4 separate regions of the Mus musculus genome follow, and regions 1, 2 and 3 are each linked to region 4. The links are chromatin loops, found by intact Hi-C in ENCODE. Cell type or tissue: heart. All regions are shown on one strand.

What was found. A loop is a pair of places that touch in the nucleus more often than their neighbours do. Peaks named below come from ENCODE experiments on the same cell type or tissue, not always from the same donor. Only the 100,000 strongest peaks of a DNase experiment are listed, where the experiment ranks them.
Region 1: a loop joins it to region 4, with 3 times the contacts of the local background. A loop is called at or near these places in 4 of 42 quality-filtered maps.
Region 2: a loop joins it to region 4, with 2.1 times the contacts of the local background. A loop is called at or near these places in 2 of 42 quality-filtered maps.
Region 3: it touches region 4 in a loop (2.9-fold over the local background); 3 of 42 quality-filtered maps call a loop at or near these places.

The regions. Positions count from the first base shown.
Region 1 is chr9:75,579,027-75,587,026 of GRCm38, reverse strand. Tmod2 (tropomodulin 2) reads left to right here. Exons shown (of 10, transcript NM_016711.3): 6 at 849-979; 7 at 5,090-5,197. Among named protein-coding and RNA genes, the nearest start is that of Tmod3, 23 kb to the right of the region's middle. In heart, a CTCF peak has its summit at 4,828 (motif pointing right); DNase peaks (open chromatin) are centred at 5,136 and 7,506.
Region 2 is chr9:75,558,483-75,566,482 of GRCm38, reverse strand. Tmod3 (tropomodulin 3) reads left to right here and starts at 6,826. Exons shown (of 10, transcript NM_016963.2): 1 at 6,826-6,983. It overlaps Tmod2 (tropomodulin 2), which reads left to right. Exons shown (of 10, transcript NM_016711.3): 10 at 1-862. In heart, CTCF peaks have their summits at 3,105 (motif pointing right) and 7,140; DNase peaks (open chromatin) are centred at 5,112, 5,232, 6,812 and 7,532; H3K4me3 peaks cover 1,410 bases; H3K27ac peaks cover 1,068 bases.
Region 3 is chr9:75,511,258-75,519,257 of GRCm38, reverse strand. It overlaps Tmod3 (tropomodulin 3), which reads left to right. Exons shown (of 10, transcript NM_016963.2): 4 at 2,663-2,785; 5 at 4,002-4,091. Among named protein-coding and RNA genes, the nearest start is that of Tmod3, 44 kb to the left of the region's middle. In heart, a CTCF peak has its summit at 3,613 (motif pointing right); a DNase peak (open chromatin) is centred at 1,307.
Region 4 is chr9:75,438,546-75,446,545 of GRCm38, reverse strand. Leo1 (Leo1, Paf1/RNA polymerase II complex component) reads right to left here and starts at 5,022. Exons shown (of 12, transcript NM_001039522.1): 1 at 4,911-5,022; 2 at 553-1,311. The coding sequence starts at 4,968. In heart, a CTCF peak has its summit at 4,763; a DNase peak (open chromatin) is centred at 5,035; H3K4me3 peaks cover 1,696 bases; H3K27ac peaks cover 1,309 bases.

The DNA.
Region 1 (8,000 bases), 140 kb before region 4:
TTGGCCTCAAACTCATGATCCTCCTGGCTCGGTCTCCTAGATCCTGGTAGTGCAGGCATATACTGCTATATCTAGCTTAAGTTATGTATTTATTTACTTGTTTATTTATGTATATGTATGGAAATGGAGTTTTTTTCACATGTATATATGTTTACCACGTGCATATCCAGTGCCCAAGGAAACCAGAAGAGAGTTTCAGATCCCTGGAACTGGACTTACTAATGTTTGTTAAGATACCACGAGGGTCTCTACAAAATATAGCAAGTGTTCTTAACTGCTGAGCCATGTTCCAGCCCCCCAGTAATTGTTTCTAAGGTGCCTTTCATTCTTCTTTTCCATTCCTTGGTCTTTCCATACCTTTATCAAAGCTAGAGATGCAAAATGGAAATTGGAGGAGGGCCACGATCAGGAAGCCAGAGCGGTATTGATTTTGGGGAACTGGGGAGAGAAGCATAGATCAGTACTAGAACAAATGCTTTGAGCAGGGCCTGGGTTCAAGTCTTAGCATCACACAACATTTTTTAAAAGGATTTGGAAAATGAAGAGGCTCATCGTGGTGGCCATCTTTGCATCACAGAGCCTATGGTTTGGTGCTGATAGTGTGGGAAAGTCCAACTGGTACAACAGTAACTGCCAGTGGATGAGATGCCTCATAGTGGCTGAAAAGCATCTGCCTTCCAGACTGACTCAGAGCGGCACCACTGCTCAGTGCGAATAAACTCACTGTGGTTCATATTGGAACCAGTGTTGGACTCTACATGAAAGAATGATACTTTCCGGGGAAGCTGTCTCTAATTTGATAGAAGACCTCTTGCACTTTCTTTTATAAACTAAAACTTGTGTTTTAGATGTCGTGAAAGGTGAAAAGGCCAAGCCAGTATTTGAGGAGCCACCGAACCCCACAAATGTGGAGGCAAGCCTGCAGCAGATGAAGGCCAACGACCCCAGCCTGCAGGAGGTCAACCTCAACAACATTAAGGTTTGTCCCTTCCAGAGCTGGACATCACTGACTGACTGCTTTTACAGTGGCCTGTGGTCCTTTCAAGTCACTGATTTCAGACAGACTAATCCAGTCAAAAGAAATGGGTCTATAAGAAGCGTGATTTCTAGAACTTTTTGAAACAATTCATAGAACTCAGGCCAAACAAATCGAATTATACCTGATGGTGAATAACCACATCAACTTTCCTTCTGTGTGTGTGTGTGTGTGTGTGTTACAGCACTCTACCTCCTAGCTGTATCCCCAGCCCCCTCACACAGTTTCAAGTGTCAGAATGTCAGAGTAACTTAGAAGGGTAGTTGGCACAGGCTCTCAAGTGAGAAACTGCCAATCAAGGCTAAGGTATCCAAAGATGGCAGCCCCATGCATCTGTGGGCAAGAGACCTCACTTTCCCACCACATGGGTCACTCTTCAGGGCTGTTTGAGTGTTCTCACACAACTATATCTGGCTTTTCCCAAAGATAGTGACCCCAGAGTGAAAACAGTCAAGAAGGCAAAGGTTCAGTGGTTAGAAGTAATTGCTTTTCTTGCAAAGTACCCAAGTTCAGTTCCCTGCACCCATATCAAGTACCTCACAACCAGATCCAGATCCAGGGGATCCAACACTTCTGGCCTCTCAGGGTACCCATACTACATGTGCCCCTCAACAACACACACAGTATTTCCCATGACCTGGTGTCTGAAGTCAAGACTGTCATTCCCACTTTGTTCTTTTTAATGATAAGTCTTGCTGTTGCCACTCTAGTTAGCAGTGGGAGCCTAAAATAAGGTAGACTGAAGTCTCACACAGTAGGCAACTTTATTCGGAGCATCCAACAGTTTATACTCTGAGGGTTAAGAAGAGTCACCTGAGTGAAGTATAAAGTCACAAGGACAAGAAGCATGTGGCAAGACACATTTGTTTCCATAGAAGCCTACCACATAAATAACAATAGCCAGTCGTAATGAATAATGTGAATTAGACTCACCCCTAACCAGTACACCTGGAAGAGGCACGAAAACACATTGAAAGAACAATCCATGCTATGAAGGACCAGAGATTGCAAGACTCTTGTCTTGTTTACTTGGAGCTTTCTCCCAGGGTCTCACAAATCTTGCACAGCTTTGCTCATGGACCACCTTCTGACATGGAGCTGTTGAAGGAAGAGAAGCAGACAAGAGGAGCGTGAGCACATATGGATTGCCTGGGGCCCCCTTTATTCATTCTCTTCAGTTGGCTGGCTGATGACTTGGTTGGCTAATTTGAGACAAGGTTTCACTGTGTTGCCAAGATTGGCTTTTAAACTCTTCAGACTCAATATGTCAACAGGGCTGATTTCAAACTCTCCATCCTCCAGCCTCTACCTCCTAAAGATTAGGTATAGGTTTGTTTTGTTGGTTCCTATTGAGCACATCCCTAGCATTTAATACTATCTCTAATGAGTTGTTTCTTCTTTCTTTTTATTTATTCTTCTCTGGAACAGTACATCCTGACTGCAGGCTCCCTTCCCTTTGCCCCTCCCAGCTCTACTGCCTCTCCATTTCCCTTCAGAAAAGAGTGCTCCTCCAGGGTTATCAAGTGAACCCGACATAACAAGATGCACACCAAAACGAGGCACAGTGCTCATGTCAAGGCTGGATGAGGCAACCCAGGAGGAGGGAAAGGGTCCAGCAAGCAGGCAAAAAGAGCCAGAGAGACACCCCCCCCCCAACTGTTAGGAATCTCACAAAAATCTCAAGCTAAACAACCACAGCATATATGCAGAGGGCCTGACGCAGATTCTCATGCAGCCCTGCTTAGTTGATTCTGTAGGCCGTGTTCTCCTGGTGCCGTGGCTCCTACAGTCTTTCCTCTGTGGGGTCTCCCAAGCTCTGCTTAATGTTTGGCTGTGGGTCCCTGTCTCTGCATCTGCCCCCATCAGCTGCCAGAGAAAGCCTCTTGTCTCTCTGATAAAGGTTGGGCTGTGATCTGTGAGTACAACAGAATATCATTAGAAATCATTTCACTGGCTTGTTTTTTTTTTTTTTCTTGCCAGTCATGTTTGGTTCTACCCTAGATCTGGGCCATCCAGCTTCCAGTTTGTGGCTATCTAGGCAGTTTTGGGCACGGCTCCCTCGCCTGGTGTGGGCCTCAAGTTAGACCAGCCATTAGTTGGCCACTCCCACAAGCTCTGAGCCACCATTGCCCCAGCACATCTTTCAGGCAGGACAGGTTATAACAGGTCAAAGGTTTGTGGCTGAATTGGTGTCCCAGTCTCACCACTGCAAGCCTTGCCTAGTTACAGATGGCTGGTTCAGGCTCTGTATCCTCCATTACTGTGAGTCCTTGCTAGGGTCACTATCTTAGTTAGGGGTTTACTGCTGTGAACAGACACCATGACCAAGGCAACTCTTAGAAAAACACATTTAGTTGGGGCTGGCTTACAGGTTCAGAGGTTCAGTCCATTATCATCAAGGGGGGAGCATTGCAGCATCCAGGCAGGCATGGTGCAGGAGGAGCTGAGAATTCTACATCTTCACCTGAAGGCTGCTAACAGAATACTGACTTCCAGGCAGCTAAGATGAGGGTCTTAAAGCCCATTCCCAGTGACACACCTACTCCAGCAAGGCCACACCCTCTCCAACAAGGCCACACCTACTCCAACAGGGCCACACGGTCTAATAGTGCCACTCCCTGAGCCAAGCATATACAAGCCATCACAGTCACCCTCATAGGTTCTAGGAAGTTTCCACTGTAACAGTTTCCACTGTTTCCAATTTCCACATTGCCCCCAGTTCCAGTTATCTCTCCCCTTACTCTTTCTCTCCATCCCTCACCCCGACCTGATCCCTCCTGTTTCTAACTATGTGTATAGGTGTCCTATGTGAGTACATGCGCATGAGTGAAGTTGCCTGGGGAGGTCAAGGACGATAGTGGATCCTGGAGCTGGAATTACAGGCAGTTGTGAGCTAATCAGCTTGGATGCTAGGAACTGAATTCAGGTCCTCTGCAAGAGTAGCAAAGTACTGTTCACTGATGAGCCATCTCTCCAGCCCCGATTATATTATGTTTATAGAATGTGCATTATGTGTTACGTCATTGGCTACTGGAATTTCATGATCTCACTTGCTCGTCAGTGAGAGTTGAGATTTAGTTGCTGTGGTCGATCAGCTTAGCCATCATGCAGCCAGGCTCATGCCCAGTGCTGTCCTTTGCTGCTTGCTGCTTACATCTACAGTGACAGGTGATTTGTGTATGTGATTTGTAAGAAAGAGCCCACATATATACCCAAGCATGGAAGACACTCATAAAATACAATTAACAAATCTAAACATAAAAAGAAAAGAATACAAACACATGTATTAGCTCATACCTTGAGTCCAAAGGATCCGCTCCCAGCATGGCACTTCCATGTGGCTGTGTGCAAGAGACCTCGCTTTGTAGAGGTGGAAGCAGGGAATCACCGTGAGTTCAGGAGAGCTTTGACAACCTGGTGAAATTGAGGCCAGATTGAAGCCGGCCTGGGTTCCAGGAGACCCAGTTAAGATCCATCCAGTGTTCACTGAGGATGTTATAGTAAGAGACAAACACTGACCACATGTTGGCAGCATAGGTGGTTAGCCCCGAGTGGTGATGGAATTGTAGGAAAGGAAAAATGTGAAGCTGCCTAGGAGAACTCATAAACCAAAGAGGAAATCATTCAGGCGGCTCTTCAGAGGTGGAGAAGACGACAACAGGTGTTTTCAGACCAAGGAGAAAAGCATATCTGAAGGGTATGTGTGTGAGAGACGATGATTGTTAGCCTGCCCTAGGATATAGGGCAGAAGGGGGGAAAAGGAAAATCTTTTGAGTTACATTCCCTTATTGGGCACTAGGAGGCGCTGTTCTCTCAGAATAGCTTAGTTATCACACATGGACTTAAAAAAAATTTTTTTTAAAGATGTGTAATCAGCCATCTAAATACAGGTTATAGTCAAAAGTTGCAGGGGGCTTGCTGATGGTGGAGCTCAGTAGCAGAGCGCATGCTTAGGACATTGAGACCTTGGGTCCAATCAAAACTGAAAACAACTGAGGGTGAGTGGGAGCGCAGTGTGAATGGTTTCTAACTAACCCTGTTTTCTGTGCTTAGAACATTCCAATTCCAACCCTGAAGGAATTTGCAAAGTCTCTGGAGACCAACACCCATGTGAAGAAGTTCAGCCTGGCTGCAACCCGCAGCAATGACCCTGTGGCCCTTGTAAGTGAGACTTGAAACACAATATGACGTCATTTAATTCCCTGGCAACTCTTTATTTTTAGTTTTTTTTTCTTATTGTTTAAGATTAGCTTTCTGTTGTTTTGAGATAGGAGTCTTGCTGTGTAGCCTGCATTTTGAACCCACCATGGATCTTGGACTAATCTTGAATTCCCAGTAATCCTCTTGCCTCAGCTTGCCTAGTGCTAAAATTTCAGGCATGAAATCACCATTCCTCGATAATTTATTTTATCAATTGAAAGTCTTAGATCTGGTCAACTTAATCTAACAAATTTACGGTCCTGAGGCACAGGCTAAGAACCTACACTACAGACGCATTGGTTTAAGTGGATTCTTGACAGCGCTGTGCTTTCCAAACAAGACAGGCGTCTTGGCATTTAACTAAATAAATATTTAGAGTTTGTTCTGTGTTGAGAAAAACGATTCTGCAACTTTCCCTCCTACAGTAACTTTCTGTAACCGTCATTAGATATTATGATGCCTCCCCCAAACTTGCTTGAACTTGGCACATATAAAAACGTCAGAGTGTGTTTTGTCTTAATCTGTATGTGCATTAATAAGCCAAGCATACTGTAAACAACCAAAAATAGTGAAACATTCCATTTGACATTCAGTTAATGCGAGTATGGAAATAAAAGTAATAACCAAACCTTTGTCCTTTTATGCATTTGGGGTAATCTAGCCAAACAAGAAAGCTACTTAGCCTAAGTAAATACTGTCCCCACCGTAGCCATCACCGCTTCCTCTTGTCTGCTTTGCTTATTTTAAGCCACTCTTCTAGGGACTCGGTGACTACAGTTCTGAGCGCTAAGCTTTGAAAGCTTACCTCACCCAGTCATCCCTTAGTGCTCCAAATACGTGCTGTTGTTAGTTCCTGCAATAACGTAAGAGGTTAGATTATCCCAGGCGTGGCAAGTAATGACAGAGCCAAGAATCACCACCAGGTCGTTCTAGTTCCATTACACTAAATTTACACACACAGCCCTGCTGTTGTTGATAGGGTCTCCGGGAATCAACCTGAGAGTTTACAACACCAGCCGCTGGCTCTCAAATCAAACTAGAAAAACAAAGGTCCTGACACAGTGGTTCGATTTAAAGTAACAGTCTTGGGCTGGAGAGAAGGCTTAGCGGTTAAGAGTGCTTGCAGCTTTTCCAGAGGACCTGAGATGATACAAAGTATCCACTTCAGACAACTCGCAGTTGCTTATAACTCAGGCTCCAGGGAATCTAATGCTCTCTTCCAGCATCCTTGGCACCTCATCCTTGTATGAGGTCACATACATGAAGCACAGACATACCTTCAGACAAAACACCCATATGCATAAAATAAAAATAAAGTCTAAAAAATAAAAGTATATAGAGATATGTCTGGGCGTGTAGATATAACTTAGAACTGTAATGAGGTATTCTACATTCTTTTATTCATATTCCATCTTTGAAACCTGTGGGGTGTTTTATATTTATAGCTCATCAGTTCAAACTACTACTGGTTTTCTTCCTTTTTTTTTAAGAATTACTTATTTATTTTATGTTCATGAGTACACTGTCTCTGTCTTCAGACACACCAGAAGAGGGCATCGGATTTCATTACAGATGGTTGGGAGCCACCATGTGGTTGCTGGGAATTGAACTCAGGACCTCTAGAAGAGCAGTCAGTGCTCTTAACCACTGAACCATCTCTCCAACCCACTAGCTGGTTTACTAAGGCTTAGTAGCTACATTTCTTGTGACTACCATGTATGTTGGGTTCTGTTTATTAGATTTAAAAGAATTATTTTAATTTTTAATTAAGTGTGTGTGTGTGTGTGTGAGAGAGAGAGAGAGAGAGAGAGAGAGAGAGAGAGAGAGAGAGAGTTAGTTCAGCATCCTTGAAGCCCAGAAGAGGGTATGTGGACTCCTGGAGCTGGAGTTGCAGGTGGTTGTGAGCCGCCTGAGGTGGGTGCTGGGAGTTGAACTTGGCTCTTCTCCAATATCAGCATGTACTCTGAACTGCTGAGCCATCTTTCTAGCCCCAGGAAATTACAGTTTTATATAATCCCATAGAGTGCAGAAAGCAAATCTTGAGACATGTATTTCTACTCTAATCATTTCTATAGCATGGAGGGAACCACCTCTGTGTTTTTCTGACACTACTATCCCAGCACATGGAATAGATGCTCAGATATTTGCTGAACCGAAGTGAACCAGAGTGAATAACTCCAAGTTGTGTTTGGCTGCATGGGCTCCATTTCGTCCCATTTGAGAAAAAGTGTTTTCTTTTCTGAAGTTTAAGATAAAGCGGCACGATCTTGCCTGCCTGCCAGGAGGTTGTGCAAGTTTTTATAAAGAACTAATTGCTCTGAAGTTTCTTTATTCTGGGACGGAAAGTTAAGGCCAAAGCTTGGTGTGTCCAATGAGGAAAGGCTTGCTGCACTCCCATCCCATGCTCTGATTAACATGGGTGCATTTAATTTTAAGATCAAGTGTTAAACGGAGCATGGTGGCCTATGTCTCTAATCCCATCACTTGGGAAACAGAGGCAGGGGAATATCTGAGTTCAAGGCCAGCCTAGTCTACAGATAGTTCCAGCATAGCCAGGGCTACACAGAGAATCTTTGCCTCAAAACTAACAGACAGCAATGAAGAACAACTATTGAATAAATGTACCTTGAGTTGCATCGTGTGCCATTCCATCAGCCTATGTCCCTGTGCGTTCGGCTCTAACACCTGTCAACACACAGGATGTCCATTCTGTCCCAGTGACTCTCAGCTCAGGAGTGCTTTTCCTCCCAGGGCTCCCTGGCAG
Region 2 (8,000 bases), 120 kb before region 4:
GTAGTGTCCACATGTAATCCCAGCACTTGGGAGGTGCAGGAGCAGTGTCAGAAGTTCAAGGTCATCTTCTGAAGCATAGCAAGTTCAAGACCAGCCTGGGATACAAGAGACTTAGTCTTAAATTTTGAAATAAATATATAAGTAAAAGTAATTTGTATCTCTGCTACTTTCTTTTTAAGACCAAAACTATGTACATGGAAAAGCATATTTATATTTTAAGTAAGCCTTTATCTTAATCGTGTTTCATGTTTTTTCAGAAAACAAGCAACATTTTTCATTGCACATAAACATGTAAAATTCTTGCATGCCACTGGTCATAATGGCTTACCAGTTCTCTGCCTGTCAAGTGTGACTTTATGTGTATTGTTACCTATATTGTGTTGGAGAGACTAAGGGACATAATATTCTTGTAAACTTGTCAGCATTGTTGGTAACATTGTTTATGTGAGCAGATGCTGAAGAGCCACAGGGCTTTATTTTTCATTTGATATTTTTTGAGCAAAGCTAGGTGATTGGTTAATTCACTAGGAATCTAAAGACTAACTTGCCTTTTAAATTTGAAGTTGAACATCTTGTGAAAAGTAACTGTGAGATAAAAAAATGTATAGAGTGTAAACTAATTTTATCCTCATAATAAGGAAACCCATTGTCCCACCCCCACCCCCCCAAAAAAAGGGTGCGATTTTTGGGCCCTTTGGAATTAGCACCCAGAGCTAATGTTAAGCTAAATAGAAACTGTTTTAATTAACCAAGATTTTCCTGCTTTCAAAGATGTTATGTGTTCACTTGTGTCTGGAATGATAGTTGTAAATTAAAATGTAAAAAGGGGGGTGGAGTCAATAAACTTAACTTTAAATGTAAACGCCTGGTTCCTGGCTACTCTAAGACAAAGTATCTCTTCAAAATAAATGTCTGACACTGTACTTTCCGTAGAAACATTTGAAAACAGAATAATGACACCCTTATACAAAAAAGACAAAGTACACAACCACTGTACCCAGAGGAGAAATGGAAACATTGAAACCAAAGGTTCACTTGTGGTTACACAGTTGAAATTGGTTAGAGTAATAGAGAACCGGAATACAGGGAATTACAGGTAGCTCTGTATACCCTCTGCCCGCTAACAGTAAACCAAACTTCTGAATAAAGATTTGATCTGGAATAACAGGAAAACCAAACTTGCTGAGCTCTGCCTCAGCTTGGTGATCTCTAAATTTCATTGTTTAGGCTGGTGACAGTCTGAGAAACAGAGAGGGCCTAGATCTAGTTTCTATATTTGCTGTTGCACACCTCCACGGGGAAATGCATTGCTTCATTGTTTTGCTAAAAGAACTGTCCTTTTCAATGCATTGCTTCATTGTTTTGCTAAAAGAACTGTCCTTTTCAGGGGTTAGGGATGTGGTTTGGTTGGTAGATCAGAGGAAGCCTTCGGTTCTATCCCTAGAACCTCCTTAAACCCTGTGTGATGGAGTGTACCTGTTAGCCGGACGGACATTCGGGAGGAAGAAGGAAGAAATGAGGGGCTCAAGGTTATTCTTAGCTACACAGTGACTTTGCTTGCGCCCAGTCTGAGCCACATGAAACCTTGTCCCTTTGAATCTGTGGCTGGATTTGTCTGGATTTGCTGTTTTGTAGGCACCAGCTTTTGGATTCGGCACTCAACCCTTAAATGACCCCTTGACTTGGGGATCTCTTGTGTTTGGACTTTGTTAAGGAAATGTCCCCTCCTTATGGGACTGTTTCATAGTTCAGCTTTTTCTAGGACTAAAAGAAATGGTAGCCCATACCCTGTCTTCCTTCTTTGGTAGTCATCCAAGAAACTCATTATTTTGTATGCTAATAAAAAGAGAATCATGAAGACCAGATGCCTATAGTCTCTAGCAAGTATTCCTTATGTCCAGGGCCTCAGTGGGGACCAGATGAATAGGTAATTGAATAAGGTTGGTCTAGACAATAGACGATGGAAGGAAAGCACGCAGGTCCTTGGCTTGGCACATATGAAGGTAGGAGGGGGGTTCTATATATCTTAGAAACCCAAGCTTATCAAGCCCAAGCAAATTTCAAAAAACTGTAATATCCAATATAATAATGGCTTGTAACAGCCAGCTGGAGTATGAGGTTGGTTCTTGGTCCTCTGGCATTTGCAGGAATCTGTATTAGCTGCACCTCTAGAAGAGCCATGATAGAGCCCCTGCTTAAAATTGACATGGGGGAATTTCAGCTGTTGATATTGGAGGAACGGGAGTAATGAATGGCATTTGAGTTGTGTGGTAAAACATGAGGAGTCACTTAGCAAGTAGACCTGGGGTGATGGAAAAGGGCATTTCAGGCCAAGGAGTTTTCTGGAAAGCTGTTCCTAAATCTGTGCATACCAGCCACGGTGCTGCTCTCCCCTCCCTCCGCTTTAACCAACTCCACGGCCCCAGAATGAAATCCTTTCTTCTAGTTGTTGGTCTACAGTTCAAATTCTCACAGCTTTTCTTGCAAACTGGGTCCTTAAAAACTGCTCATATACCCAAGGGAAGCTGTTTCCTGAAGGAACCTTTTGATAAAGAGCAAATGGCCGCTGGTATTAATTTGCTTGTGATGACTCACTAAGGCACAGACTTTATGAGCTGCTCTGGCTGGAGGCAGGAAGATAACACTAATGAGGGCAGAAGTAGGATGGCAGTATCGGCTTATCAATCACTTTCACTCTGTCCTCTTTGTGTGTGTGCATGCACGATCGAGGATCAGCCTTGAGTATTCCTCAGATGCCGTCTTTTTTTTTTTTTGAGGTGTCTGTGGTGGGGGCATTTAAAATAGGGGCTCACTGTGTAGCCCAGGCTGTCTTGGAACTCACGCTTTAGACCAGGTTGGCCTTGAACCTCCTACCTGACTCCTGAGTGCTGAGATTAAAAGCCTATGTCACCACTGCCCATCAAAAGTCATCTTTAAAAAACAGAAAGGAAGGGGGAAGGGAGGGAGGGAGGAAGGGAAGGAAGGAGGGAGGGAGGGAGGGAAGGAGGGAGGGAGGGAGGAAGGAAAGATTTATTTACATGTATTTATGTGTGCCTGAGTGTGTATGGACACCACATATGTGCCTGTGGAGGCCAGTAGAGGGCATTAGGTCCCCTGCTCTTAACCACTAAACCACTTCTCCAGCCTTCCATGCCCACTGATGCCTGCCCTGGAGCTCACTGAGTCCGTTAGGCTGGCTGGCCAGAAGAGTCCAAAGCCTGGTGACATGAGTTAATTTCCCGGAATGATGGGAGGAGCAAACCAGCCCACCTTCTTTTTTTCAGAGCAGAATAACCAGGATACTAACAAGCGTGAACGCAGAACTGTCAAAGGAGACAAATGTGTGGTGCGTGACAGTAACGCTGGGATCTGAGAAGTGAGACCAGGAGGATCAACAGTTCAAGGCCAGACTCGGCTACATAATGAATTTGAGGCCACTCTGAGCTACATGAGACCTTCTCCCTCCCCCCCAAAAAAAATGACATACAAAATGGGCTGGAGAGATGGTTTAGCAGTTAAGTGCCTTCTACCCTTGCAGAACATGGGTCCAATTCCCAGCACCCACATTTGGCTGCTCCCAAGTGCCTATAGCTTCAGTTCTATGAGACCCACAATCTTCTTCTGGCCTGTACATACGTGGTGCACATAAACATGCAGGCACACATACATAAACATCAACAGTAAATCACGTTTTTGTTTTGTCTTGTTTTAAAATATCATACACATGAACTGTCAAAGAATCCAAATTATCTATCCATTCAAAATGCTGCCTCTTCTGGAATTTCTTGGAGAAGATTTTTCATATTCTTTAAGACTGGGCACAGATTATCATATTTTAAAGAATTTGATGAGATCTAGGAGACATGTTGGTCTAACCAGCAGTTAAAAAGTAGGCTAGAATTTGAGTGAGTATGTGCTTCATTTTTGATCTATAATTAGTAACTGGTCATTTGACTTTATGCAAATTAACTCTCAATTCTTCATTTTTTATTTTCACATTTAAAACCTGAGGATATTAGTTCTGTCTTTATAGGGTTGTTTCGAAGTTCCATGAGATATTACGAATGCTGGTCAGTGCTTGGTGTGTATTGGATATTCAATAAATATTAATTCAACCTGGGCATTGTAGGAAAATTCTTTCAGAAACAAGCTCCTGAATATTTTAATTTATGAGATTTCTCTTAGCCAGGTAGGTGGTTGCACACCTGTAATCCTAGCCCTGGGAGACTAAGAGAGATTTCTTTGTGGCCAGCCTGGTCTAATAGGGAGTGTCAGAGCAGCCAGATTATGTAGCAAGACCTTGTCTCAAATGAATACACAAATTATAAATATATATATATGTCTTAGTCAGGGTTTCTATTCCTGCACAAACATCAAGACCAAAAAGCAGTTGGGGAGGAAAGGGTTTATTCAGCTTACACTTCCATACTGCTGTTTATCACCAAGGAAGTCAGGACTGGAACTCAAGCAGGTCAGGAAGCAGGAGCTGATGCAGAGGCCATGGAGGGATGTTCTTTACTGGCTTGCTTCCCCTGGCTTGCTCAGCCTGCTCTCTTATAAAACCAAGACTACCAGCTCAGGGATGGTCCCACCCACAAGGGGCCTTTCCCACTTGATCACTAATTGAGAAAATGCCTTATAGTTGGATCTCATGGAGGCATTTCCTCAACTGAAACTCCTTTCTCTGTGATAACTCCAGCTGTGTCAAGTTGACACACAAAACCAGCCAGTACTACATATATATATATGTATGTATGTATGGAGGGGGGGGGACAGACAGAGATGGGAGGGAAGGAGGGACAAAGAAAGAAGATATAGAAGAAGAAAGAGAGGAGAGGAGGGAGAGAAAAGAGTGGAGGGAGGGAAGGAGGGAGGGAGGGAGAGAGAGAGAGAAAGAGATTGAGATTTTCCAGATTATCCGTGATATTCAGTGAGTGTCAGCAGCACAAATCCGGAGTGTTTACTTAACCAGGGGTGCTCCCGCCCTGAGAGGAAGAAGTAGATGCCAGAAATAGATGCCAGGAGAAACTAACCATTGGGTGACTCCCTATTCTGGGTGTAACTGGAATGTACCTCAAGCATGCTCTCCAGTCCTCTTCTGGGCTGCTTTTTTTCTTTTTTTTTTTTTTAATTATCAAGATAGAACACGATTCCTACCCATGCTGATGTCCGTGCTGATGCTCATGATGATGCCTGTGCCCCGTGCCGATGCCCGTGCTGATGCCCATGCCCCGTGCCGATGCCCATGCTGATCTCCATGCCGATGCCCATGCCCCATGCTGATGCCCATGCAGATGCCCATGCTGCTGATGCCCGTGCCAATCATGCCCATTATGCAGAACATCATTAAACGGTCCTCCAAGGTCATCTTCACCTAACTCCATCCCCTCCTTTCCCTCCTTTGACTAGTTGCTTCTCCAGTTTACTCTCTCTCACATTAGCCTAATCGCACTGCCTGTTGTAGAACACAAAGTTGGAACGGGAAGATGGGATGGAGCAGGAAAATGGGCACATGCTGTCTACCAGGTGATTAGAAACAGCATCTGTTAAAAACCACTGCCTTGCTTGGACCCATAAGATAACTAAAAACAGAGTAACCCCTAACATCTATGCTTTCATTTTGTGTCTGCCTTCCTGTTTTGGGTTGCCTAGGTACCTCTGCATGTGGACATATTTACCATTCAAGGACTTCTCTCATGGTCCTTCAGGATAAAGGCATAAAACTAAAGTATGAGAGACATCTTAGAGTCAGCTTTTACAATTACTCCTCAAAGGCACCTGTGGTCACTTTGGATTCCATGAAAATGGTCAGTTACCCATCCCATCCATGGTGGGGAGGATGCATCTTGGAACATGAGCACTTATCCTCTGAGAATGACATTGCCCCCTCAGGCAAAAGGGACTCTTGGGAACAACTTGCAGAACCAGTCTTAAAGAATGACCAGCCAGGACACATTGTGACCAGGATTGCTCAATTATACATACAAGAATGCTTCCTGCCCCAGTTGCTCTGCTTAAATCTAAAGCTCATATGGGCTTATTGACTTCTTTATCTGATCCTTTCCTAGGTGTGTGCATTAATGAAATATATCTCTGCTTCTCACCTTTACTCCTTTGTTTAGTTAGAGGCACCACACCTTGGTGCGATTTATGACCTTTTCTGCCATAAATTGCTTTAAAAAGACAAAACAAAACAAAACAAAACAAAACAAAACCCAAACCAAAAAAACCTCATGTAGCCCAGACTGGCCTTGAACTCTGTATGTAACTGACTGATAAACTTCTGGTACCCCTCCCTCTGCTTCAATTGCTGGGATCTGAGATTACAGGCATGTAACACCACATCCAATTTATACATTATTTGGAATTAAATCTAGGGCTTTGTGTATGCTTGTGTAAGCACCCTACCAACTGTGCTACGATCCCAGTTCCTTAGCTTTTATCTGTCTTCCATGACAAGTTTGAAAGGCTTTCCCATTATCACGCTCTCCCATTAGTAACCAAGGGATTAAGAAAAGCCTTACTCTGTATTATTTGTTTACAAAAGGCCCACCATGCAAGAAGGAAATGTATTACCCAAAAAAAAAAAAAAAAAAAAAAAAAAAGCCTATAGATAGGCTTTCTACCTTCCAGAGGGTCACGGGCAGGTACATATACAGGAGCAGAAAGCATTTTTCTCAGCCTAGTGTCTGTACCCTCTTATAACAACACCCTTCCCATTGTAAAGGACCAGGTCCGTATGTATGGAGCCGCACCCTTCTCCCTTGAACTACAACTCCCAGCATGCAGTCTGCCCCACGAGTACGCACGCGCGTGGGAGGGGACAGTGAAGGGGAACCAGCAATACAGACAGCGCGGTCGGGTTTAGGGGCAGCTGGCGGGAGGATTCGGCAACTCCCTGAACTTGAGGCACCGCGGAGTGTGGGCGCCGGGAAGAGCGATTCAAACCTTGCGGACTGTGCAGTGGGTCGGCGGCCAGACAGGTGAGTTCAGCCCAGTGCTTTCCAGGAAGTCCGTCGGCGGGCGCGGCAGCGGGTCGCTCCGGCCTGGGCGACTAAGAAGGGAGCGGCTGTGCTTCCTGCGCCTTGCCCGCGGGCCTCGCTAGAGAGCAGAGGGTGCCGGGCCGTTCTGGGACGGCGAGCTGTGCTGGGTGTCGCCCGCGGCCAGGCGCGCAGGCTCTGGGCTGGGGTTGAGTCACTTGTGGCCGGCCAGCAGGGGTTCGGAACCGGCCGCCTGGGATTCGGGGCCGCCACTAGTATTTGAGACCGGTCTCCTGGAGTTCGGGACTGTCTACGTAGGGTTTGGGGTTTGGCTGTCTGGGTTTGGGACCGGCCGGTGCTCCGGAACCGGCGTAGCTGGGAAGCTGTCTGAGAAGCGCCTTGCCTTGCCGCCCCTCTACCCCAGCCTTCATCTCGCTGCCTGGCTGTTGTTGGATGAGAGGAAACCCACAAAACTTGGGACACACCCTTTTTGTGATTGAAATCTGGTGTCTTGCATTGGCCATTTTGCTTATCTGCTCTGCCCTGCCTTAGAATAAGTTTCTGGCTCCTGTGCAGCACAGCTGGGGCCAGCTGTGAAGCTGATGCGGGTTTGTTTTGAGGACGTGACTGGGTCGTTGTATCTTCGCTTACAGAAGTTGATGCGTTTCCTCCGCAAGTCTGCATTCTGATTACAAACAGAAATGGGAAACAGCCCCAATTTTTACTTTCCTTTTCTTTCTCGACTCTTTCCCTCTCTCTTCTCTGTTTAAGAATCCCCTTTCCCCTTTCGAATCCTACCACACACACACCCCACCCACGTTCCCTTTCTACTCTCCCATCCAACCCACCCCCCTCTTTCTTGTCTTCTAAGAATCACATTCCCAACTTGACCTCTGCTTCTCTTTAAAAAAAAAAAAAAAAAAAAAAAAAAACCCAAAAACCACAGTCATCTCTTTGGTAATGAACACTGCAGTAAAACTTATCCCAGGAGGTCATACTTAAACAGGAAATGAGCCTGTG
Region 3 (8,000 bases), 73 kb before region 4:
CTTTAATCCCAGCACTCCCAAAGTAGATAAAGGGAGAGGTCTCTAGATCTGAGTTCAGAGTCATCCAGGGCTACACAAAGAAACTCTTTCTTGGCAAACTGAGGGGAGGGGGGTGGTTGCATAAGATGTTTTAAGTACAGACAATCCTATGGTTGGTAATGAGGAATTGCTGTCTAATTACTAGATGCTCTGCGGTGTGTACGTCATTAATGCGTCCTCACTGCTAGAGCTAGGACTTAAAGCGCTAACTTCAACTGGCGGTCTGTGGTGTGTATGTAGTTAACATGCCTCATTAATACAAAGTCACCTGGACTGACCCACTGTCAAAATCAGAAATCCCTAGCTTTGAATTCAGATATAGGAGGTTACAAAAACTGTTATTCTCACTGTGTTGATTTTTCTGTCGTTTTAACAAATACCTGAGAAAAACAACTTTGCTCCTTTTAAAGGAAAAATTGAGGGCTGGTGTGGTAGCACACACCTTTAGTCCCTGAACGTGGAACATAGGAGGATCTGAGATCAAAGCCAGCAAGGGCTATACAGTGAGACTGTCCTTTACAAGTTTATATTTGCTCGCTGCCCTGAAAGTGTCAGTACAGACAGCCTAGATTGAAGCAGAACGCCGTAGTGAGAGCATGTTGTGGACCAGAGGTGTTTGCCACATGGCAGCCAGGAAGGGGCCAGAAATGGGGTGTATCTCCCCAGACCTCTCAGTAACCTGCTTGTAACTAGTCTCCTTATTCTACCCCACCCCCAACCCCACATTCCAGTGCCATCATGTGGCATCATGATCCACCTAGGGATTAGGTCACTGCCCTCATGATCCAGTCACTAATAGTGACTGGATTACCTATCTCCTGGGAGACAGGACTTCTGTCCAGGAACTTTTGAGGTACTTCACAGCTAAGCTATAAGAACCGAAACAACAGAATAAACCATAACTGACTAGTATCTGCTGTACTGGTTAACACAGACATCACACTAGATGTTTCTATTGCGCACTTGAAATATAGCTGAATTTTTAATCAAATAGCCACAACTATGGCATTGAATGTAGTGAATAATATAATAGCAATAGAGACAGAGTCTGTCTTTAGTGCTGGGGAGGGCACTGAGTACAAGGAAAGTGGAGAGGAAAAACTCCCCAAGGCTTGCTGTCAGCTGGGAGAGACTGGGGGAAGGGCAGCAGAGCTACAACTTTTCCCAGGCCATCCTCCTGCCATAGAGCGGAAAGCAGATGAGGTAAGCAAGGGTCAAGTTATCCTCCAGGGCACAAAGAGCCAGGTGTGGGGGGTGGAAAACAGCTGCCTGTTCCCTAGAGACTTTCAGTCAGGACTATGTGTCAGGGGCAGGGGTCACGGGAAAGTATGCAGCTTCTCCAAAATCCCTGAGTCCTTGACAGGAAGGAAGCTCCTGGTATGTTCTCAAAGTGGCTCAGCACTCAGGAGGCAGAGGCAAGAGCATCTCTGTGCGTTGAAGGTCAGCCTAGTCTACATGGTGAGTTCCAGGGTAGCCAGAGGTACAAAGAGAGACCTTTCTCAAACAAAGAAAAAAAATCAATAATAATAGTAAATCTTTAATTATAAAAAATAACCAAGGAATCTAATGGAAAAGCATATAGAAGCATAATATAAAGAGGTGGGAAGGTTTAGACAGAGATGTGAGATAAGGGGTTTTTTCTTTCTTTTGAGATAAGAGCTCTCATAAGCTCAGGGTAACCTTGAACTCCTGTGCTACTTGCATCTCCCTCCCTCACAGCTGTGTCCTCACAGCCAGTGTTCTTGCCTCAGAGGAACAGTTGTTGAGTTTTAGGACACCCCTTGGGATATAGAGACATTTCCCTGCGATTAAATTAGAACTTGAGTATCTAGAATTGTCTCTGCTGTTCCTCAAGTCACTATTAACAGTTTGTAGTAAGAAATTGGATGCCTTTTTCATTTTTATACATTTTAGGATTTCGGGTGTGTGTGTATGTGTGGTGTGTGTGTGTGTGTGTGTGTGTAGTGTGTGTGTGTGTGTGTGTGTGTAGTGTAGTGTGTCTGTGTGGCTGGTTTGGAGCTCACTGCCATTCTTTCTGCTTTAAGTACCCGGTGCTTTAATGATTACTCAGCCAGCTTCATTTAAATATTGATTCAGAATCTGTGAAATAACTCATAATTTCTCCACAAAAGAACTGGGCATTGTGCACTCAGGAGGCTGAAATGAAAGGATTATGGGTCCAAGGCCAGCCTGAGCCACAGAGTGAAATTCTATCTCAGAACTGAAAACAAAAGTAGCCATTTTTATTTTCAGAGATGGGAAGCTTTTTCAGTTATTCTTGCTTTCTAGCGTGTGTAGCCAATATATTGCTGTAGATGTTGGTTTTTGTTGTTGTTGTTGTTTTGTTTTGTTTTGTTTTGTTTTTTCTAGACAGGGTTTCTCTTTGTAGCCCTGGCTGTCCTGGAACTCACTTTGTAGACCAGGCTGGCCTCGAACTCAGAAATCCGCCTGCCTCTGCCTCCCAAGTGCTGGGATTAAAGGCATGAGTCACCATTGCCCAGTTAGGTGTTGGTTTTGACCTGCTTGTCTATTTCAGTTGCACGTGCCTTACCTGTGTGAGGGGGCAAAGATGGCACTGATTTAGTGACAGCAGTGATAAGTAACAAATGCTTTTGTTTTTCAGGGAAAATTTTTATCCCCAAACAGAAGCCAGCGCAGACTCTTACAGAAGAAACTATATCCCTCGACCCAGAGTTAGAAGAAGCTTTGACAAGTGCTTCAGACACAGAGCTGTGCGACCTTGCAGGTATCTCCCAAGGCGGGGGTGCTGGGGAGGAGGGGTTTGAATGAGAATGGCATGGGGCAGGCAATACAGGGCCCATCTCCATGCATTAGACAAAAGCCTGCTCTGTACAATAAATCTAACAGTTGGATTCTTTTACATACTCTATGGTGAAATTTTATAGTGGTAAAATGTCTTACTTGATGACATTCCTATGTTGCTGTGTTTTAGTCTTTCTAGCAACAACAAAAGCTCTTCCATCAGCTGTGAGCCTGTGCAGACTAAGCACTAGGAACAGCCTTCGGGGTCACCTTCTGCCCTGCTTTATGGAGAGTAAATAGAAACCAGGATCTGTAGTCACTTCCCCAACTCCGCTGAATGACAAGGAACACTGCAGACTTCTGTATCCCCGTGGCCAGTTTCTTATCCAGGCCACTCTCCCCACTTACTATGCAAATACCCGTTTTCCTGGGTGAATATGTGACGTGTAGGAAGGCCCTCATACCCCATAGCCCAATGGCGTGTTTGAAAGTAGAGTGGAGGTTCCTGGGAAGAACCTTGGAAGGCGGCAGAGAGCGTGTGTTGTCACAACTCCAGAAGGTGGTGTACTCCTTACGGAGCAGAGCACTGGGGGGCTTTGTAAATAGAAGCCTCATCAGAGAGCATATCAAAGAATTTGAATGCTTCTGCCAATGCCGCTTTATTCTAAATGAAAGAACTTAACAGCACTTACCGTAGTCACATGTGCCATCATGCCCGGCCTTCTGCTCTGTCTTTGTATATATAGTGTTATGTTCCTGCAACCCTAGACAGTGAACAGTAAGAGCATCTTTTCACTTTCCTCTCTTAGCCACCAGGTGGAGCTAAGCGCAGGTTTTCCTTTAAGGCCAGCCTGCCTCACTCACCCTGTAGTCTAACTTAAAAGATGCTAGGAAATAACAAAGGATTGGTGAGACTAGATGAGAGGTTGTCGGTGATTTCTGACCACTACCTCATTCCTTCCTCCTGTTTGGGGATGTAGTGTCCATTTTCAGTTTAGTAGGGAAGTGTCTGAAGAATGTTAAAATACTTAAAGTTTTTGTTGGCAAACTGGGTGCTGTGCTCACCTATAGTCACAGCTACCTGGAAGGCTTTGGCCCAGGAGTTAGAGGCCTGCCTGAGACACAGCAAGGCCCCATGTAAAAACAAAGAGGTTTTGAGCAGGTAGAAGTGGAAATCTAACGCTCTTCTGTCTCTGCAGCTATTCTTGGGATGCACAATCTGATTGCAGACACACCGTTCTGTGATGTGCTGGGAAGTAGTAACGGTGTCAACCAAGAGCGTTTTCCCAGTGAGTAACTGAAATGCCTTGTGGATTCTAATCCTTTGCTTCCTCCATGTGTTAACTTTGGTAGTTATTATGCCAGATATCCAAATATTATATATACATGTGTTAAGATATTACTACCAAGAAAGCCATTAAGATTTAGTCAGGTGTTGTGATTCATGTTTATATTCTCAAAATTAAGAATGCTTCCCGAGCCAGGTGGTGGGAGCAAGGCACAACCTTAATCCTGACACTCAGTAGGCAGAGGCAGGTGGATCCTGAGTTTGAGGCCAACCTGGTCCACAAAGTGAACTCCAGGACAATAATATACAAACAAACCCTGTCTCAAAAAAAAAGAAAAGAAAACAGGAAGGAAGGAAGCTAGTTAGCTTCTTATTGTTCTGGAAGATGAAGTCCAGTCTACCTTTTTTAGCTTACTGTCACCTGTAACTCCAGCTCCAGGGATCCAGTGCCCATTCCAGGCCTCCAAGGTCCCCCACACATGTGGCATACACACATACATATAAAGTAAAATAAATATTTTAAAAATCAAATTTTAGAGCTAGAGAGATGGCTCAGCGATTAAGAACACTGACTGCTCTTCCAGATGTCCTGAATTCAATTCCCAGCAACTACATGGTGGCTCACAACCATCTGTAATGGGATCCAATATTCTCTTCTGGTGTGTGTGAAGACAGCTATAGTGTACTCATAATTTTTGTTTTTAGAATACTTAGTAATTTAGTCTTTTTGTTTGTTTTTGTTTGTTTTTGTTTTTAAACAGGGTCTCACTGTGTAGCCTTAACTGGTCTTTGTTTGTTTGTTTGTTCATTTTTTTGAGACAGGGTTTCTCTGTGTAGCCCTGGCTGTCCTGGAACTCACTCTGTAGACCAGGCTGGCCTCGAACTCAGAAATCCACCTGCCTCTGCTTCCCAAGTGCTGGGATTAAAGGCATGCACCACCACTGCCTGACAACCTTAGTTGGTCTTGAACCTCAGATCTGCCTCCTGAGTCCTGGCAGTGTGTAATGGGAACCATTTTTGCCACATAAATACTAATGACAAACAGTATAAAAGCTACACAAGTTTAGGGTTTTTAAATTTGCATTTTTTTAACAAGTTGTTTTTGCAGTGAGGATCCAACAAAGGACCTTAAACAAAGTACATGAACTTTCCACCACTGAACAGCCCCAGACCAGCCATACCTAGTTTTTGTTGACATTTTATTTTCATGTTGCTAGTTTTTAAGGAATGCATGGAAATTCTGACAAAGTTTCTTTTTTTAAATATAGGGTGTTTTAAAAAAAAAAAAAAACTCAAGGTAAATATTTGCTATTGTAACACATTTAAGTATGTCATAAATACACTACAGAGTAAATGTCTCAGAGCTGGAGAGATGGCTCAGCAGTTAAGAGTTTACTGCTTTTGTTTGAGGGTCAGGGTTCGGTTCCCAGCACCTACATGGTGGTTCACAACCACCTGTAACTTAAGTGTCAAGGGATCCGGTGCCCTTCTCTGTCCCCAATAGGCTCCTGAGTACATGTGATATACATATATTCAAGTAAGCACACATGTGAACTCAGAAATAATTTTTTTAAAAAGAAGTAAATGTTTATATTCAAAAGCATTAGGTAACCTACCACCCCCCTCAGCTGTTAACAAGTTGGTATATATCTTGTTCTATAATTCTGGCCATTTATATGCAAATGTATACATATTATGCATAAATTGTCTTTTTAGTGACATTTATGTATTTATTTTTAAGAATTTTAGTTAATACTGTTTACATTTCTGGGTTTTTTAATGGCTGTTTTGTCTATATGTATGTCAGTGCGCCCATGGTGGCCAGAAGTGGGTGTTGGTTTCCCCAGGACTGGAAGTGGTTGTGAGCTACTACGAGGGTGCTGGGAATCAAGCCCAGGTCCTCCACAAGAGCAGCTAGTGCTCTTACCTCTGAGCCATCTCTCCAGCATACAGCTTAATGTTTTAATAGTAGCTCTATTCCTAGGGCTGGTTTCTTTTCTTTCTTTTCTCTTTCTAACTTCTTACTATGGACTCGCTCTGTGCATTCGGTCACGTGTGGGTGGTCTCACCTAACACTCACAGCAGCCCTGTGAAAGAGGGATTGTGCTTGTTACTGTCCTCTGAGGGAGCAGTGAGGGGTCTGCAGACCTACTTCATTCAAACATTTGTATGCTTATCCCTTTTACAGTGTTCTGTAGTTTGGCTGTTTCCCTTGGATTTTAACTTTTTATCTTCAGAAATATTCATTTGTGAGAAAGAAGAAACCATCAGGTATTCATTACCTGACTTCAGCTATTTCATTACCATTACTACCTCTTCAGCTGCCCTCTCAGAGGCTTCATCTTTTTCTGAACTTCCTTACCTACCTACCTCCCTCCCTTCCGCCCTTCCCTCCCTTCCGCCCTTCCCTCCCTCCCCTTCTTCCTTCCTTCCTTGCATTTAGGGGTCAGTGGTCAATCTATATGAGTCTATTCTCTCTATCATGTGGGTCCCAAGAATCAAAAGGTCACGAGACTGGCAGTAAACACCTCCCTGCTGGGCCATCTCACCAGCCTTTTATTTCCCCCTGAAATTTTTAAAAGTTAAACCTTCTTATTTTTGTTACTTTATGCATAAGCATAAAACACACAAACACATATACACGATATATATATCACAAATTCAAGACTTTAAAAACATAACTCAATGCCATTATTAAACACAAAAACAATATTTACTTCATATCATCTGAAATTCAATCTGTGTATAAATTTTTCAAAAATAAGTCATCCTTATTTCAAATCAGAATCCAAGTAAGGTTACACATTATATTTGTTTGGCTTTCCGTCTCTTTTTCCTTTCTTTAAAAAACCTTTTTCCATGTTGTCCATGTGTAGATCTGAGATAACTTGTGGGTGTTAGCTCTCTCCTTATGGGTCCCAGAGAGTAAATTGAGGTGTAGGCTTGGCATTGAACACCTTTACCTGCTGAGCCATCTCGTCAGCCCCAAAATCCCAGAATACAGGGACTGTATTCTTCACAGTTCCTCTCCTCAGCATCCTCCCCTGCCATGGCGTTTATTTCTCCAGTGAACTAGGTTATTTGCCAAATGAAACTTCTACCTACTGCATGTGCTTTACTGCACCCGGGATGTTATTTTATGTTTTTCTGTCTCCGGTGACTCTATGAACTACTCGGTCTCATGGCTAGGCCAGATGTGAACGTGGGGTTTTGCTTTGGTTAATATGGTGGGGAGTTGGCAAATGCTTGTTATACAGTGTATCAGGTGTGGTCCCTCAGTCTTGGAGACAGTCAGGACTGATGATAGAGGAACTGTGTGTGCTGTGTGCTGCACACTTCTAATCTCAGCTCGAGAGTCTAAAGCAGAGAGGGCGGCAAGCTCTCGGCAGCCTTGCTTACATGGCCAGGCTCAGCTTTAGAATGAGAGGCAGGGAAAGAAAAGAGATGAGCTGACTCAGCACCATCTACTTACTGTTCCCTGTGAGCCTTTCATGTAATTGTAGCATCCCGTCGAACAGATGCTGTTTTAAGTCAAGCCTTATTTTTGTTAGTTTGTTTCCATATACATATATATGTCTCACAAATTAAGATCATTTCAAAAACATAACCCAATGCCATTATTAGATGCTGGGCCTTTAAATACTTCCGTGTTTTTGTAAAACTGAGAACTCCCTCATTTCCATTCAGTGAGGTGCTCCTCCATCTGCCACATAGCTGGAAGAAAGCCAACGCATCACATCTAAAGGGAAGCAGACCTACTCAGGAACACCCACTTGGTGACATAGATAACTACAACACTTAAAGGGCCTTTTAGCACTTATGCAGAGTGGGGACAGATGACCCAGTCGCTGTGCATCTTCCCTCAGTCTCAGCCTCTCAGTCAGCCCTTCTCTTTCCATTTGCTCCTGCA
Region 4 (8,000 bases):
ATTAAACTGCACACAAACAAGAGTAGAGGTAAATATGAAGGAAGAGAAGAGAAAACAAAAATGAAAAACAGGGTAATAAAGATGGGAATAAAAAGGAATAGAGAGATGGCTCAGTGGTTAAAAGCACTGGCTGCTTTTCCAGAGGACCTGGGTTCAATTCCCAGCAATGAGATGGTGGCTCACAACTGGCTGCAACTCCTGTTCCAGGGGACCCAACACTCGGTTCTGGCCTACGTGGGCACTGCATGCACAGACATACATGAAGGGAAAATACCCATCTGCACATGAAAAGCAAAACCCTTTAAAAAGACACAAAATGGGCTGGTGAGATGGCTCAGTGGGTAAGAGCACCCGACTGCTCTTCCGAAGGTCCAGAGTTCAAATCCCAGCAACCACATGGTGGCTCACAACCATCCGCAACAAGATCTGACTCCCTCTTCTGGAGTGTCTGAAGACAGCTACAGTGTATTTACATATAATAATAAATAAATCTTAAAAAAAAAAAAAGACACAAGATGCACCCAGCCAACTGTCCGCCCATGAACGTTTTACCTGACTTCTGGTCTTGCTCCTCCTCACCGTCTGAACGCCTTCCATCTTCATCTGAGACTTGTGGCCTTTCATCGTCTGAGTTCTGCATTTTCTCCTCATCGGACACCTGCGGCTGGTCCTCATCGTCCGAATTCTGCTTCTCCTCGTCATTATCAGAAGCTACTGGATGCTCATCGTCAGAATTCCCCTTCTCCTCCTCAGACAGCTGCTGTCTGTCATCATCAGAAATCTGGGCCCGGTCCTCGTCATCTGTGTTCTGCATTTTCTCCTCGTCGTCGTCAGAGTTCTGCAGCTTATCCTCATCGGACCCTTGCTCCCGATCCTCGTCGTCAGAGTTCTGCAGCTTCTCGTCATCTGACTGGTCACTTTTATCCTCTCCATCCCATTTCTCATCATCTGACTGGGCTTTTTCAGACCCTTCTGCCTCTGAGTGACGGCTCCCTTCGTCCGACCTGTGGCCCTCATCGTCGTCATCGTTGTGGGCTTCAGAGCCACTGTGCTGGTCCTCGTCAGAGGGCTCATTATCCTCGTGGTCAGAGCGCTCGGAAGCCTCCGACCTATTGTCTGACCGTTCAGAGTGATTGTCACTGCCACTGTGATGAGAGGCCCCCTCCTCCTCACTGTCGTCCCCGAACAGTTCCTTGTTACTGGGCTGTCCGGAGTCACCTCTGTCATCCTGATCACTTTCGCTGCCAGAGGCGTTGCTGCCAGAAGCGCCGTTGTCCTGGTCAGAGTCCGAGTCGGACTCAGACTCGGAATCTGTGGGATCGTGTAAACACAAAGGAATATCAGCAGAGCGAGGAGCTCTAGAAGTCCGTCTCAATTTGCTAAAAGACAAACAGAAACTGGCAAGGCTGCTGAAGCCAACGCTCTCACTGTTCCAGAGACAAAGAAGGTTCAAGGACCAGAAGGTTCAGTTAGGACAACTTAGCAGACTTGCAGTAAGCAGGCACACTAGCTCAACCTCAGCAACCCAGGTAGCGGAAGCAAAAGGATCAGTTCATTCAAATAGGAGGCCACCCTGGGCTACACAGTAACTCCCAGGCCATCTTAGGCTACAGAGTGAGACCCTGTTTCAAAAAGCTGAACTAACTAAATAAACAAAGTAGAACTCTTCATGTTTTACCTCAGACCCCACCACTGCCTAGTTCTTAGACATGAAATAAAACAGTAAGCAGCCCTACATTCTGGTACAGGGAGCACTGCTTGGTTCAGAGTGACATCCCCGCCACTGTGATGAGAGCCCCCCCATCTCCTCCTCACTGCTGTCAACAGTTCTTTGTTACTGGGCGGTCCTGAATCACCTCTTTCATCTTGATCACTTTCTTGACCAGCAGGTAGTGGTCCCTGTACCCGAAATGCAGCAGGAAGAGAAAAGCAAACAGAGCAGAAGTATAGAAAAACAATTGTACACAGTCCCATCAGAGCACCACATATGCATTATGGAGTGAAGAATGTAGTGTTTTGGTTTGTTTACAAACCCCAGTTATGTCATATGAGTATGTTTTTGTTTAATCCCAGGTGTGGACTATGGGGCTGCTTCAGTTTGCCTGCAGCCATTAACCATGATTGTCTCCTGCTCTAGGAGGGGTGTGATTTTTGCCAGATAGTTTAACTCTGGGGACTCTGGGGAGGGTATAGACACAGAGCCCCGAGAGAGCAGAGGGCACTCTGGGAAAGCTGCTGCTCCTGATTGCTGCTGCGGTTTGTAAAGTAATCATGAACAAAGTGAGCAAAGAGATGAAAAGAAGAAGTTGTAGATATCCTGATGACAGAGACCGGATGGATCCAAGGACCAGTATGACCTTAATCAGTACAAAGTCGCCTACAGAGGTCTGCACCCCCTTTTCCCTCTTTCTCACCTTCTTTCTCTCCTACCTAATGCTGGGGGGGGGGGGAAGGGCGTGGAAAGGGACCAAAGTGGAGAAGGGTTGGAAGGGAGGTAGAGGTATAAGAACACAATCAAATAGTAATACAAATATGCCAACAGAAGAAGGTAATAGCTAAAGAAATAATGACCCAAATAGAACGAATCTAACATCCGAGAAGTTTAATTAATGCCACATTGAAAAACCTTAAGGAATCCACAGCTAAACATATCAAGTTGTCAAAAAAACAAAAACAAACCCTTGAGCCGGGTGTGGTGGTGCACACCTTTAATCCCAGAGGGAGACAGAGGCAGACAGTCTGAGTTCAAAGCAAGTTCCAGGACAGCTAGGGCTACATAGAGAAACCCTGTTTTGAAAAAACAAAAACAAAAAGAAAGTAAGAAAGCCCAAAGTAGATAATCAATAAAACCAGTAGTTTAAAACCAGTAGTTGGATTTTTTTTTCCTCCATTAAATAAGTTCTTGTAGTCTCAGTTGGCCTGCCTGCAACTGGTTATGTAGACCAAGCCTCAAACTTGTGCCAATCCTTCTGCCTATTGTCTTTTGAGTTTTAGGATTACAGAGATGTACCATCATGCCTGGCTAACAGTTCATTCTTTAAAAACATTAACAAAATTAAACCATTAGGCAGACTGTACAAGAAAAAAAAAAGCAAGACTCAAATTACTAAAGTCAAGAATGCAAGTGGGGATGACATTATAGACCTTACAGAGTCGATGATTATAAACCATAAACAATGCTAGAAACCTAGACATACTCCTTCTGAGGTCAAGAACAATATCTACTTCTGCAAGTCCCATTCGACATCATAAAGAGAGTACCAGCCATAGCAAGGTAAATAAATAGGCAAGAGAAAGAAACAGTACAACTATCTCTAATCACCATGGCATGGTTTCACATGTAGAAAACCCTAAAGGAGCCACAAAAACAATGACAGAAAACATATCAGCATCAGGATAGCATCAAGTCACAAGATCAACGTATAGCAGAAATAGAAAATAGGACGTAGTAGTACTAGCTGGAAGTGGAGGTACACATCTAACTAAGACCAGCACTCACTGAGGAAGTGGAATCGGGAGTATAAAGCCAACAAAGGCAACATACACAGCAGATCCAGTAGAAGAAAGAGGGGGAAAGAAAGGGAAGGAGGCACGCAGGCAGGTAAGCAGACAATCAGGCAGACCTACCAAGTTCTACCCTGTCACATCCGTAGCAACTTCAAGACTAAGAGCAGTTGTCAAAGACAGGACACCAGACCCTGAAAGTCAGTCTTGGAGAGTCCACTAACTCAATGGTAAAATGGAAGAAAACTGCCATGACCTTAAAAGAAGTTTTTAAAAGGGAAGAAAGGGGAGGGGAAGAAAGCGTAGAACTGCAATCATCTGTACACTCCACTTCCCTAAGCTATGGGTGGCTATGAGAAAGCACTACAGGTACATCTTACTAAACGACGCTTTCACCAGTGGATGCAAAAAAGCACTAAGCGTTAAGCACTAAGCTGGGGAGCGGGAACCTGTCTTCTCATGATTACATTCCCAACCCCTAGCAAGGTGGCCAGGAGATGATAGGGATCCTTGTTTACTGAATGAATGAAACGCTTCATGGAAAACATGGGAAGGTGTACACAGAATTGTGCCTCGAAGACACAGAGAATAAACTATGAGCAAAGCCGGGCACAGGAAGAGTTTAGTTCTCTGTACTTTTACTTAGTGCTCCCTCCACAACTGGAGTAATTACATACAAACTGGAGTTGGTGACGAATGGGGGGAGGGGCAAGGAAAATGACATGTATAGAAGTTAATTTGGGCCTGGGGGGGCTGCAAGAATTCTGAAGTTCATCTCGGATCTTTCCTCATTCTTCTATTCACATCTCAAATTCAGATATTCGTAGACCTGTGCCAGAAATGCCCCCCATGAACCATCATTCATTCATTCATCACCAAATCCTGTCACTCCTCTCCAAACACTCCACAAGTTTCCCCATTCTTACATCACAGACAAGGAAACTGGCTTTCCGCACAGGCTCTCCAAGGGCACCCATCGCCAGTGCGTAGTCCTTCTGTAGAACTCCAACCTGATCCCTCCCAGACCCTTCAGGGGCATCTACACTCTCCCATCAACTCGCCCTTTCACACGGGGCGTTACCGCGCCCGATGGGCAGTTGAACATGTCTCCACTCATTCACTGCCAGCCACCCTTTCAATTGGCCATGTATGCACGGAGGGGCGCAGGCCACACGTCCTCCCTTCTGCTCCCCCAGGAGTCCAGGCCGGTCCCTGATCCTCCAGGCACTGACTCCGCGGCGGTCTCCCCGGGAGAGGCGGGCACCGCCGGGCATGCAGGGGGCGCTGGGCAAGAGCTTGGGGACTTCGCGTTGCCCGGCGCCGCGCCTCCGGCCGAAAAGCAACCCGACGCCCCATGTGCCCATCCGCGGAGCTCGCCCGCCCGCCCGCCCGCCCGTCCGCCGCACCTTTGCGCTCGGCCTCGCTCTCAGCTTCGCTCCCGAAGAGGTCCTCCATGTCCGCCATAGCAGCTTGGTCCGCGGCCTTGGCTTGCTCGGCTCGAGCCTGCTTTACGGCCAGACCCGTCCAAACACGACGTGTCGTAAAGAGCCGCACAAAGACCTACTTTACTTTTGTGACCTAGTTTTCTCCAGCACTCGGCTGGCTCCGCCCCCACCCCCTCCACCCCCGCCCCGGTGTCTGCGCTCGCCCGCTACTCCGTTAGCCCGCTCGCACGCTGTGCGGAGCTTGGGATGCGGGTCAGACTTGTTTACGACCTGTCAGCTGCGGCCAGGTTTCTTAAAAATAGTTGAGGGTGGGTGTGGTCGCTCTGCTCTGGGGAGGCAGATCTCTGTGAATACCAGGCCAGGTTCGTCTACAAAGCGAGTTCCAGCCAGCCAGCCAGCATATGTCTACATACGTAGATCCTGTGGCAGAAGAATAAGAAATAAGTCATTGAGAGCTCTAGCCTGGAGTAGTTAGTGGTGCACGCCTGTAATCCAGCACTCTAGAAGCAAAGGGTCAGAAACCCAAATTCATCATCAACTGCATAGCAACTTCAAGAGCAGCGTGGGATCCTTGAGAACCCCCACCCTTAAAAAAAAAAAAAAAAAAAGGGCTGGTGAGATGGCTCAGTGGGTAAGAGCACCCGACTGCTCTTCCAAAGGTCTGGAGTTCAAATCCCAGCAACCACATGGTGGCTAACAACCATCTGTAATGAGATCTGACTCCCTCTTCTGGAGTGTCTGAAGACAGCTACAGTGTACTTACATACAATAAATAAATAAATCTTTAAAAAAAAAAAAAAAAAAAAAAAAAAAGACCTGGTGAGATCGCTTGTCGGTAAATGACTTGCCCTTAAAGACTAAAGATCTGTTTTCCGAAAATCCAGCACCTACTTAAACTCAGGCACGGCTTCCAACATCTGTAATCCCAGCTCTCAGGTCCAATAAAGGACCTTGTCTTAAAATACAGATGCTGGATGGTGGTGTCTAGGCCAGCCTGGTCTACATAGCGAGTTCCAGGACAGCAGGACAGCCAGGGCTATACATAGAGATTCTGTCTGGGGGAAAAAAAATAAAAAAAAGTAAGGTGCTGCCTGGTGGGGTGAAGAGCATTTCAAGAATACACTGGAAATCGGCCTTTGGCCTCTAGGCACATGGAAAGTAGCTCTGTACAGAGCTTGCCTATTATGAGTGAGGGTTCAAATTCAATCTGCACTGGGGAAAAATAAAAGATTTAGGACTAGAAATCCCAATATGGGAGGCTGAGGCAGGAAGACAACTGAGAATTTGAGGCCAGCTGGGGCCACAAAGACAGCCTGGATTACTAAGGATGAAGCTTTCAGTAGTATTAGGTTAGTTTCTGGCAGTATTTGCTCATTTCTGATCTCTTCTTTAAATTACATTTATTAAAATAAATTTATTTTTAATTTTATTTCTTTAAATGTGCATGGGTGCTTTACTTTGCATACATATCTGTGCACCACATGCATACCTGGTACCTGAAGATGTCAGAAAGGGGCATCAATCACATTACCTGGGACTGGAGTTAGAGACAGCTGTTACCTTCCATGTGAGTGCTATGAATCAAACCTGGGTCCTCTGGAAGAGCAACCAGTGCAACCCAGCCAGTGTTCATAACCACAGAGCCATCTCTCCAAGTCTCCATTTCTAAGCTTTTTTTAAAAAGATTATTTATTTTATGTATATGAGTACACTGTAGCTGTACAGATGGTTGTGAGTCATCATGGGGTTGCTGGGAATTGAAATCAGGACCTCTGCTTGCTCCTTCCCCACTTGCTCCAGTCCCACACACTGTAGCTGTCTTCAGACACACCAGAAGAGGGTGTCAGATCTCATTACAGGTGGTTGTGAGCCACTGTATCATGCTGGGATTTGAACTCAGGACCTCTGGAAGAGCAGTCAGTGTTCTTAACTACTGAGCCATCTCTCCAGCCTATCTCTAAGCTTTTTTGGTTTTAGAATTATAGATAAGGGATTATAGATCAACATACCTATAAGATGGATATGGTTCTCAACATGTGGGTTGCAACTTCCTTGACAAATCTTTCTCTCCAAAAATATTTATGAGTCACAATAGTAGCAAGAAAAAGTTATGAAGTAGCAACCAAAATAATTTTATGGTTGGGGGCCACCACACATGAGGAACTATATTAGAGGGTCAAAGCATTAGGGAGGTTGAGAACCACTGCTAGAAGATATATTCTACTATATTACTGTTTTTTATGTGTGAAAAATGGGAGGAAATAGACTGTGGCTGTTGATAGCCTACCCAATATGATCTGCTTGGCCATAATGTAAATAATCACTTAAAATTCATCAGCAGTTTTAGATTTGTGTTAGGGGTGTGGGGTTTCAGAAATGGCTCTGAGTGCTGGGACCATAAGTGTTTCACATTTAACTTATTTTATTTCACTTTAGAGACAGGATCTCATGTAGCCCAGACTGGCTTCAAATTCTTTTTGTGGCTGAAGCTGGCCTATTGAACTTTTTTTTTTTAAAGATTTATTTATTATATGTAAGTACACTGTAACTGTCTTCAGACACACCAGAAGGGGGCATCAGATCTCATTACAGATGTTTGTGAGCCACCATGTGGTTGCTGGGATTTGAACTCAGGACTTCCAGAAGAGCAGTCAATGCTCTTAACTGCTGAGCCACCTCTCCAGCCAGCCTATTGAACGTCTAAGATCCTCCTACCTCTTTAAGTGAAAAGACTGGATTAGAGTCACTTCACCTGGTTTGATGTTTGACTTTTAAAACATAATAAATACATATCCACATTGAATTTTTAATATGATGTTGGGCTTCTCAGGAGAGCAAATGGGAAGAAATAAGTTAGCTGAGCGCCTTTAATCCAAGCACTTGTGAGGCAGAGGCAGGCAGAACTCTGAGTCCAAGGCCAGCCTGGTCTATGGAGTGAGTTTCAGGACAGCTGGGGCTACACAGAGAGATGGTATCGAAAAACACCAAGCACTTGTCAGGCAGAGGCAGGTGGCTCTCTGTGAGTTCAAGGACAGCCTGGTCTACAGATCA